2 separate regions of the Homo sapiens genome follow, and region 1 is linked to region 2. A link is an interaction called in ENCODE POLR2A ChIA-PET data of the cell type or tissue named here. Cell type or tissue: GM12878. All regions are shown on one strand. Links, peaks and the distances in the headings refer to the core of each region. The heading gives the core; the rest is flanking DNA. Region 1 has its middle 12 kb from the start of PFKFB3-AS1. Region 2 holds the start of IL2RA (interleukin 2 receptor subunit alpha).

Evidence for each region. ChIA-PET counts read pairs that join two places held together with the same protein. Peaks named below come from ENCODE experiments on the same cell type or tissue, not always from the same donor. Only the 100,000 strongest peaks of a DNase experiment are listed, where the experiment ranks them.
Region 1: POLR2A ChIA-PET joins it to region 2 with 6 read pairs; 7 of 35 experiments call an interaction of 5 or more read pairs at or near these places.

Annotation. Positions count from the first base shown.
Region 1 is chr10:6,188,943-6,193,333 of GRCh38, reverse strand. It overlaps a transcript of PFKFB3 not described here. Among named protein-coding and RNA genes, the nearest start is that of PFKFB3-AS1, 12 kb to the left of the region's middle. In GM12878, for the core only: no CTCF peak of the experiment used is centred there; no DNase peak of the experiment used is centred there.
Region 2 is chr10:6,060,693-6,065,069 of GRCh38, reverse strand. IL2RA (interleukin 2 receptor subunit alpha) reads left to right here and starts at 2,703. Exons shown (of 8, transcript NM_000417.3): 1 at 2,703-2,982. The coding sequence starts at 2,919. RefSeq lists a cis regulatory region at 2,320-2,950 and an enhancer at 2,943-2,992. In GM12878, for the core only: no CTCF peak of the experiment used is centred there; no DNase peak of the experiment used is centred there; H3K4me3 peaks cover 740 bases; H3K27ac peaks cover 335 bases.

The DNA.
Region 1 (4,391 bases), core at 262-4,261, 130 kb before region 2:
GCCCAGACTGCAGTGCAGTGGTGCAATCACACAAACTCTAGTGCAGCCTAGAGTTTCTGGGCTCAAACTGTCCTCCCACTTCAGCCTCCCGAGTATCTGGGATTATGGGCGCATGCCACCACACTCAACTAATTTCTATCTTTTGTTTTTGTAGAGACAGGGGGTCTCATTATGCTGCCCAGGCTGGTCTCAAACTCCTGGCCTCAAGCAAATCTCCTGCCTTTCAAAGTGATGGGATTACAGGCATAAGCCACCATGTCCAACCTCAATATATAATCCTAAGTAGGAGCGAGTACTGGCTCACATAAGAAGCTGGAAGCAGCTTCCATAAATCCTGCAGGGCTCTGAGGTGGACAGACAGCCATTCACAGTAAAATCATCTGTAGAATGAGAACAGCAGCCCCATCTACCTCAAGAGGTCCTTACGAAGACCAAACTGGATATGAGCAAAAGCACTTTTGGAAAAACTATAAAGTATTAGGTCAACCAATCCCTGGATGAGCACTTTTTGTAACTGTGCAAGCCCACCCCAGATGTCTGAATAGATTCCCTCTGATCTGGGCTGCTCTATGATTTGGTCTTCACCCCTTGGTTTCCCCAGCAGATCAGTGACATCCCCCAACACACACACACACACACACACACACACACACACACACACACACACACGGGTGAGGGGAAGAGTCAATGTCAAAACAACTGAGTTTCCTAACCCAGGACTAGGGAGAACAGAAACTGGAACCCAGATCACGTTCTGCTGGGTATGGGAAGCATGCCCGGGTGACCCGCAGGGGCCAGGCAAGGCCGGCCCATGACTGCAGTGTAAACACATGCCACGGAGCAACCCTAGGCTGGCAAGCCACAGCTGGCACCTCTCCCTGCTCTGTTCCCCTCATATTTCTTCCTTCTCCCAGTGGAAAACATTCTAAAAATAGAGCCAAATCAAGCCAAAAAAAAAAAAAAAAAAGAAGAAAGAAAAAAAAAACGGGCAGGTTTTGGACAGCGATGCTAGCTGCTGACGAGATGTTAGGAAACCTCCAGGCTGGGCTGGATCAATGTGTAGGGTTCATATGAGAGAATGGGACGGTCTGTCATCGCCAGTGTTGAGACTGGATCGTGTTCCCTTCTGTGTACTCCTCCTCAGAAAGCTGTGTGTGTGTGTGTGTGTGTGTGTGTGTGTGTGTGTGTGTGTGTATTGGGGAATGTCATTGACTCTGCTGGGTAAATCAAGGAGTGAAGGCCAAATCACAGAGTAGCCAAGATCAGAAGAAATCTATTCAGACATCTGGGGTGGGCCTGGATAGTTAAAAAAAATACTCATCTAGGGATTGATTGAATACAATTTTACCAAGAGTGCTTTTGCTCATATCCAATTTGGTCTTCATAAACTCATCTACCCCCAGAGAACGGCGACCAGGGTGTCCGAGCCACCTGGACACCATCCCTACGAGAAACGGCTAAAGAGCGAGACAGGGAGAAGGAACAAGGCTGTGACAGGAGTTAGAGCCACTGACGAAGGCGCGGGGGTTGTCGTGCATCGCGTTGCTCCTGTGAACAGAAACCAGATGCTGATTTGAAGGTAGAAAGAGATGCCTTCTCTGTACAGTGGACAGCGGTGGGCCAGAGGGACGGCAAATGCAGCAGCCAGATCCTACCTGTCGAAACCATTCCAGAGGGACTTCCCCAACAGCTGCGACTCAAACTCGCTGGCTTCTGACTAGCCCTGGACGTAAGGATCCTGTGATTCTAGGGGGGGCCCGAGCCCCCATCCCAGCTCTACCTCTCAGCAACTCTGTGACTTTGCACAATGCACTGTCCTGCACCTCAAGTTCAGAATGATCTCGGGGTTCTCTGTGTAAAAGTCTCTGAGTCTAGAACTGCTATATTAAGTGAAACCGCTGATGGAACAGTGAGGCATACATTTGACCAAGTTGGGTAGTCCAGGGGCTAGGAGCCCTAGATTGGGTGGGACATTCCTTTGTCAAGACCCTTGGCACGCAACGGGTCTTGAGCGGTCCCTGCTGGTGGGGATTCAGAGTGTGATATGGGGTTCACACCCTAAGTAGAAATAGTTCTGTTTCAATTTCTAACTTCTTAATCAATCAACGTATTTTTAACAAATGTATCTTTAAATAATTTTCCTGTGGCAGCCTTCGGTGTTCGGCCACTTGACAGCTTGAAATAGATTTAATCTTTGTTATTTCGTATGTCATGTATACCCACAATTGATCACTGTTGAAAGACAGGAAGTTGGCTGGGTGTCGTGGCTCACCCTTGTAATCCCAGCACTTTGAGAGGCCGAAGAACTGGGAGGATCGCTTAAGCCCAGGAGTTCAAGACCAGCCTGGCCAATATGGAGAAACTCCATCTCTACAAAAACTACAAAAATTAGCTGGGCATGTTGGCAGACGCCTATAATCCCAGCTACTCAGGAGGCTGAGGCACCAGAATTCCTTGAACCGGGGAGGCGGAGGTTGCACTGAGCCAAGATCGCACCACTGCACTCCAGCCTGGGTGACAGAGCAAGACCCTATCTCCGAAATAAATAGAGACATGAGGCACAGAAAACCCTGATGTTGAAATAGAAGTTAATGGGAAGATGATGTGGATATATCAAGAAACACACGAGCCTATTCTAAAGGGTTCCCCACTGGCCAAATCTGGTACAATCTGTTGTTTTTGTTTTTGTTTTTTTGTAGGGATGGGGTCTCACGATGTTGCCCAGGTTGGTTTCAAATTCCCAGCCTCAAGCAGTCCCCCCTGCCTCAGTCTCCCAAAGTGCTGGATTATAGGCATGAGCCACTGCACCCAAAATCCTGTACAATGTGAACAACAAAATGAATAATGATAGTAATAGACTAAAACCCAGAGAAACATAGGAACACATGAATCCACTCAACTGTGGATACAATGAATGAATGAATGCATGTAGGAGATGGGAAAGCTTTTCCTTAGAGTAGAATATCAACAAATAAGTACAGAAGGAACGACGGAATCTGTAGGTCATCCCTGGGTAATCACTGCAGGAATAATTGTTTCACACAAGAATCACCGAGTGGGTGGAAGCTTGATAACAAACAAGATATTTGCAGCTGGGCGTGGTGGCTCACGCCTGTAATCTCAGCACTTTGAGAGGCCAAGGCGGGTGGATCACTTGAGGCCAGGAGTTTAAGACCAGCCTGGCCAACATGGTGAAACTCCATCTCCACTAAAAACACAAAAATTAGCTGGGCGTGGTCATGGGTGCCTGTAATCCCAGCTACTCGGAAGGCTGAGGCAGGAGAATCACTTGAACCCGGAAGGCAGAGGTTGCAGTGAGCCGAGATCACACCACTGCACTCCAGCCTGGATGACAAAGCGAGACTCCATCTCAAAAATAAAAAATAAAAACAGATATTTGCAGAGACTCAAAATATCTCCCCACAGAATCCTTACTTATCACAAAGGGACAAAATAGTGACCATATAGTAGAGAAAACTGGCGGGCACCATCTTTAAGCAAGTGATAAAGTTACCCTCAAGCCAGGTGCAGTGGCTCACGCCTGTAATCCCAGCACTCTGGGAGGCCGAGGCGGGCGGATCACTTGAGGTCAGGAGTTCGAGACCAGCCTGTCCAACATGGTGAAACCCCATCACTACTAAAAATACAAAAATTAGCTGGGCTTGGTGGTGCATGCCTGTAGTCCCAGCTACTCGGGAGGCTGAGGCAGGAGAATCGCTTGAACCTGGGAGGTGGTGGTTGTAGTGAGCAGAGATCGCGCCACTGCACTCCAGCCTGGGTGACAGAGCGAGACTGTCTCCCAAAAAAAAAAAAAAAAAAAAGTGAACCTCACCATCAGCAGTCTGGTCTGTGACAGGCACATCACTACTACTCGAGCATCCCTGACAAACACACAGAACCTAAAGCTAATTAGGAAGAAGCAACAGATGGACCCAAGTTCTAAATATTCTAAAAAATTCTAAAAAATAAGTGACCTTATTTTCTAAAAACTAAGGATATTCTAAAAAAATTAGGGATATTCTAAAAAATAAGTGACCTGACTCTGGAAGAGATACGTGCACACGTATGCCCATTGCAGCATCATTCACAATAGCAAACAGGTAAAGCAACCAAAGTGTCCATCGACAGATGGAATGCATGAGCCAAATGTGGAATTTACAGACAATTGAATATTAGCCTTAAAAAGGAAGGAAATCGCCAGGTGCGGTGGCTCACGCCTGTAATCCCAGCACTTTGGGAGGCCAAGGCGGGCGGATCACGAGGTCAGGAGATCGAGACCATCCTGGCTAACACAGTGAAACCCCGTTTCCACTAAAAAATTTTTTTAAAAAATTAGCCGGGCAAGGTGGCGGGCGCCTGTAGTCCCAGCTACTCGGGAGGCTGAGGCAGGA
Region 2 (4,377 bases), core at 378-4,377:
TCATTCTACTATAAAGTCACATGCACCCGTATGTTTATTGCAGCACTATTTACAATAGCAAAATGGAACCAACTGAAATGCCCATCAATGAGACTAGATAAAGAAAATGTGATACATATACACCATGGAATACTATGCAGCCATGAAAAGGAATGAGATCATGTCCTTGGCAGGGACATGGATGAAGCTGGAAGCCATTATCCTCAGCAAACTAACACAGGAACAGAAAACCAAATGCCGCATGTTCTCACTCATAAGTGGGAGTTGAACAATGACAGCACATAGACATAGGGAGGGGAACATCACACGCCAGGGCCTGCTGCAGGGTGGGGGGTGGGGTGTGAGGGGAGGGAACTTAGAAGACAGGTGAGTAGGTGCAGCAGACCACCATGGCGCACTTATACCTATGTAACCAACCTGCACGTTCTACACATGTATCCTGGAACTTAAATTAAAAACAAAAAAGAGTTTTTAATCCAAAAAAGATTAACAGCAACTAGAAGAAAGAAAGAGATATAAACAGTGAATTGCAATGCAGCACGGCAGGTGTTATGATGGAGTAGAAAGGACTGGAAAAGGCCTCCTGGAGGAAGGGACACTCAAGTGTCTTTCCATTTCACCTGTAAACTCATTAAGGGCAAAAGCTTTGCTACAGCTTCAGTATGAGATCCTGGGCAATCCGTGACAAAATGGGTCTGCTTTTGCACCCCCAACTTCTTCTCACATCCCTGCATCGTGCCATGCAGCATCAACTGGAAACCTCAGCATCAGCAAACGACGACAGAGCGTTCATCCGTAAGGTGAACCAGAAAAGCCAGTTCAATGACTTGTTTAACCATGGTCCATCTCAGAACCAAGAGTTGGGCCTCTTATTTACCAGAAAAATTGTGGGGGCTTTGTGATATGGCTTTAAAAAAATCTTGTAATTGCCAGGCGTGGTGGCTCACACCTGTAATCCCAGCACTTTGGGAGGCCGAGGTGGGTGAATCGCCTAAGGTCAGGAGTTCGAGACCAGCCTGACCAACATGGTGAAACTCCGTCTCTACTAAAAATACAAAAACTAGCTGGATGTGGTGACGCGTGCCTGTAATCCTAGCTACTCAGGAGGCTGACGCAGGAGAATCACTTGAACCTGGGAGGCAGAGGTTGCAGTGAGCCAAGATTGTGCCATTGCGCTCCAAAAAAAAAAAAAAAAAGACATTAACATAAATTTAAATATTTTATAATGACAATCCACATTAACTACTTAAAGCATAAGCTATTTTCCAGGAGAGGCAGCAAGTGCATTCTACTCCCATGCCCAAGAAGAAAGGAGCGTGACTTTGGTGGGAGTACTAGGAGTTTCTACTGGAGCACTTGCCCGCAGAGTGAGAAACGTTCCTAGAGAGGAAGTTATACCTGCTGTGGAATTTAAGAGAATCTTGTCATATTTTGACAAGTTTTTTGAGATGGAAGTCTCACTCTGTCGCCCAGGCTGGAGTGCAGTGGCGCAATCTCAGCTCACTGCAGCCTGCACCTCCTCGGTTCCAGCTATTCTCTTGTCTCAGCCTCCTGAGTAACTGGGATTACAGGCGCCCGCCACTACGCCTGGCTAATTTTTGTATTTTTAGTAGAAATGGGGTTTTACCATGTTGGCCAGACTGGTCTCAAACTCCCGACCTCAGGTGATCTGCCTGCCTCAGCCTCCCAAAGTGCTGGAATTACAGGCGTGTGCCACTGCGCCTGGCTAATTTTTTTTTTTTTTTTTTTTTTTTTTTTTTTTTAGTAGAGACGGTGGTTTCACCATGTCATCCAGGCTGGTCTCAAACTCCTGACCTCAGGTGATCCACCCACCTTGGTCTACCAAAGTGCTCGGATTACAGGCATGAGCCACCAGGCCCAGTCAACGTGATGTGTTTTGGAACCCTGAATTCCTTGGCTTGCCCGGAGGGTTTTCTTTTTGTTAATATCTTTGCTTGCTTTCTAGTATTTAAAAAATTGTGTTTTGCTCTAACTATGCAATGGCTTTAAGTCTTAGACAAATTTCCAGGGAGCAAAACACACTCAACCATTTCATAATAATCAGAAGAGAGCTCTGATCAATAAATAAGCAAGACTGAATTTTACAAAATAATCCAAAGTTTAAAACCAAAGCCCACTTTTTGCATGATCCTTTAAGAGAAAGAAATCTGGAAGCAAAACACCTTATAAAATGACAATGCACTTTCAGGAGCCCAGGGCACTGTGGTGAAATGATGATGGCTAGTACAGGTTATAAGCCTTGGGGAATTATTTATGAATTCTCAGGATCCTTCAGTTCGCCGCATCCTTCTCCATTATTTGAATATTGGAGGCTGCCTGACCAGAATCTTGTCAGGACTTTGCTCCTTCATCCCAGGTGGTCCCGGCTGACTCCTGAGGACGTTACAGCCCTGAGGGGAGGACTCAGCTTATGAAGTGCTGGGTGAGACCACTGCCAAGAAGTGCTTGCTCACCCTACCTTCAACGGCAGGGGAATCTCCCTCTCCTTTTATGGGCGTAGCTGAAGAAAGGATTCATAAATGAAGTTCAATCCTTCTCATCAACCCCAGCCCACACCTCCAGCAATTGAACTTGAAAAAAAAAACCTGGTTTGAAAAATTACCGCAAACTATATTGTCATCAAAAAAAAAAAAAAAAAAAAACACTTCCTATATTTGAGATGAGAGAAGAGAGTGCTAGGCAGTTTCCTGGCTGAACACGCCAGCCCAATACTTAAAGAGAGCAACTCCTGACTCCGATAGAGACTGGATGGACCCACAAGGGTGACAGCCCAGGCGGACCGATCTTCCCATCCCACATCCTCCGGCGCGATGCCAAAAAGAGGCTGACGGCAACTGGGCCTTCTGCAGAGAAAGACCTCCGCTTCACTGCCCCGGCTGGTCCCAAGGGTCAGGAAGATGGATTCATACCTGCTGATGTGGGGACTGCTCACGTTCATCATGGTGCCTGGCTGCCAGGCAGGTAAGGGCCTGTGGGTGCCCCCGGAATTCCGGGAAGGCTGATGGGCATCCCTCTTCCCAGCCACAGAACCAGAGGGAGTCCCCAGGTAGATGGTTCCAAGAAGGGAGTTGAATCTTGGGTTCCACCTCTTGCCTGTGACCCACGGGGACCCCAGTTTATGCCTCACTGTTCCTTGGTCTGTCAAGAGAGCCTGAAATAGCATTAGGTTCTCCTGTCCTTCTCAGTCCTTGACAATTAATTCTGGGAAGAATAGTGTGGCATGATATTTGGGATATTTGGATGTTAACAGGGTCCCGATGAGCAGGTTTCTCAAGAAATTATCTTTTATTCTTCAATGAATTTCCTTTTATTCTCTGCACTCCCACCCCCCAACTAAGAAGCTATCAGGAAGCTCTTTAAGTTCAGGTTAATTTGCTGGAGACATGAGTACTCATATATCAAACACTGGGAGAATTTAAGATCTCAGAAAAGTTTAGCTTCAAGGATGTATACACTGCTTTTACGTCTTAGGAAATAACACCTAGGAATTTCCTTACAAGTGCAACTTTACAGAAATTTTTAAAAATATGCATACTCACTTTTAGAACATTACTACTTCTCATAATCCTATGTATATACATGATATGTATATGTATACGTGTTTATATATGCAAATTTTAAATTTCATTCCTTGTTTCAAATGGATTTTCTCGAAGATTTTTTTTTTTTGACACTGTCTCTGTCAGCCAGACTGGAGTGCAGTGGCGCGATATTGGCTTACTGCAACCTTCGCCTCCCAGGCTTAGCGATCCTCCCACCTCAGCCTCCTGAGTAGCTGGGACTACAGGCATACGCCACCACACCTGGTTAATTTATTTTTTTGTAGAGATGGGGTTTTTGCCATGTTGCCCAAGCTGGTCTTGAACTCCTGGGCTCAAGTGATCCACTCACCCTGGCCTCCCATACTGCTGGTACTACAGGCATGAACCACCGTGCCTGGCCAATATTTTTTTTTAAAGAAATAAAAAACCACCAACTTCTACCTCAAACCACTCTTCCTAATTGAGTGTGAATTTTCTAATAATGTCTTCCCTTTGCTTACTCAGGAAGACAGATAAGAAAGTTTATAGTGTTTTTTGAAAGTCTATAATGGCAACAAGTAGAATGCTAACTGGCTGTAGAAAGAATTTATTAAGAAATGAAACATAATGATGCATTTCAGGAGTCTGCTTGCTTGTTTAGGGGAAGTGCCCAGTCATGCTGGGCTGTGTACTGGCCCAGATGTAGGAGTGTCTTTAAAGAGGGCATTTTATTTACTTATTACATTTTTATTTATTTTTTTTTTACTTTTTGAGACAGAGTCTCACTCTGTTGCCCAGGCTGGAGTGCAGTGGCGTGATCTCAGTCCACTGCAAC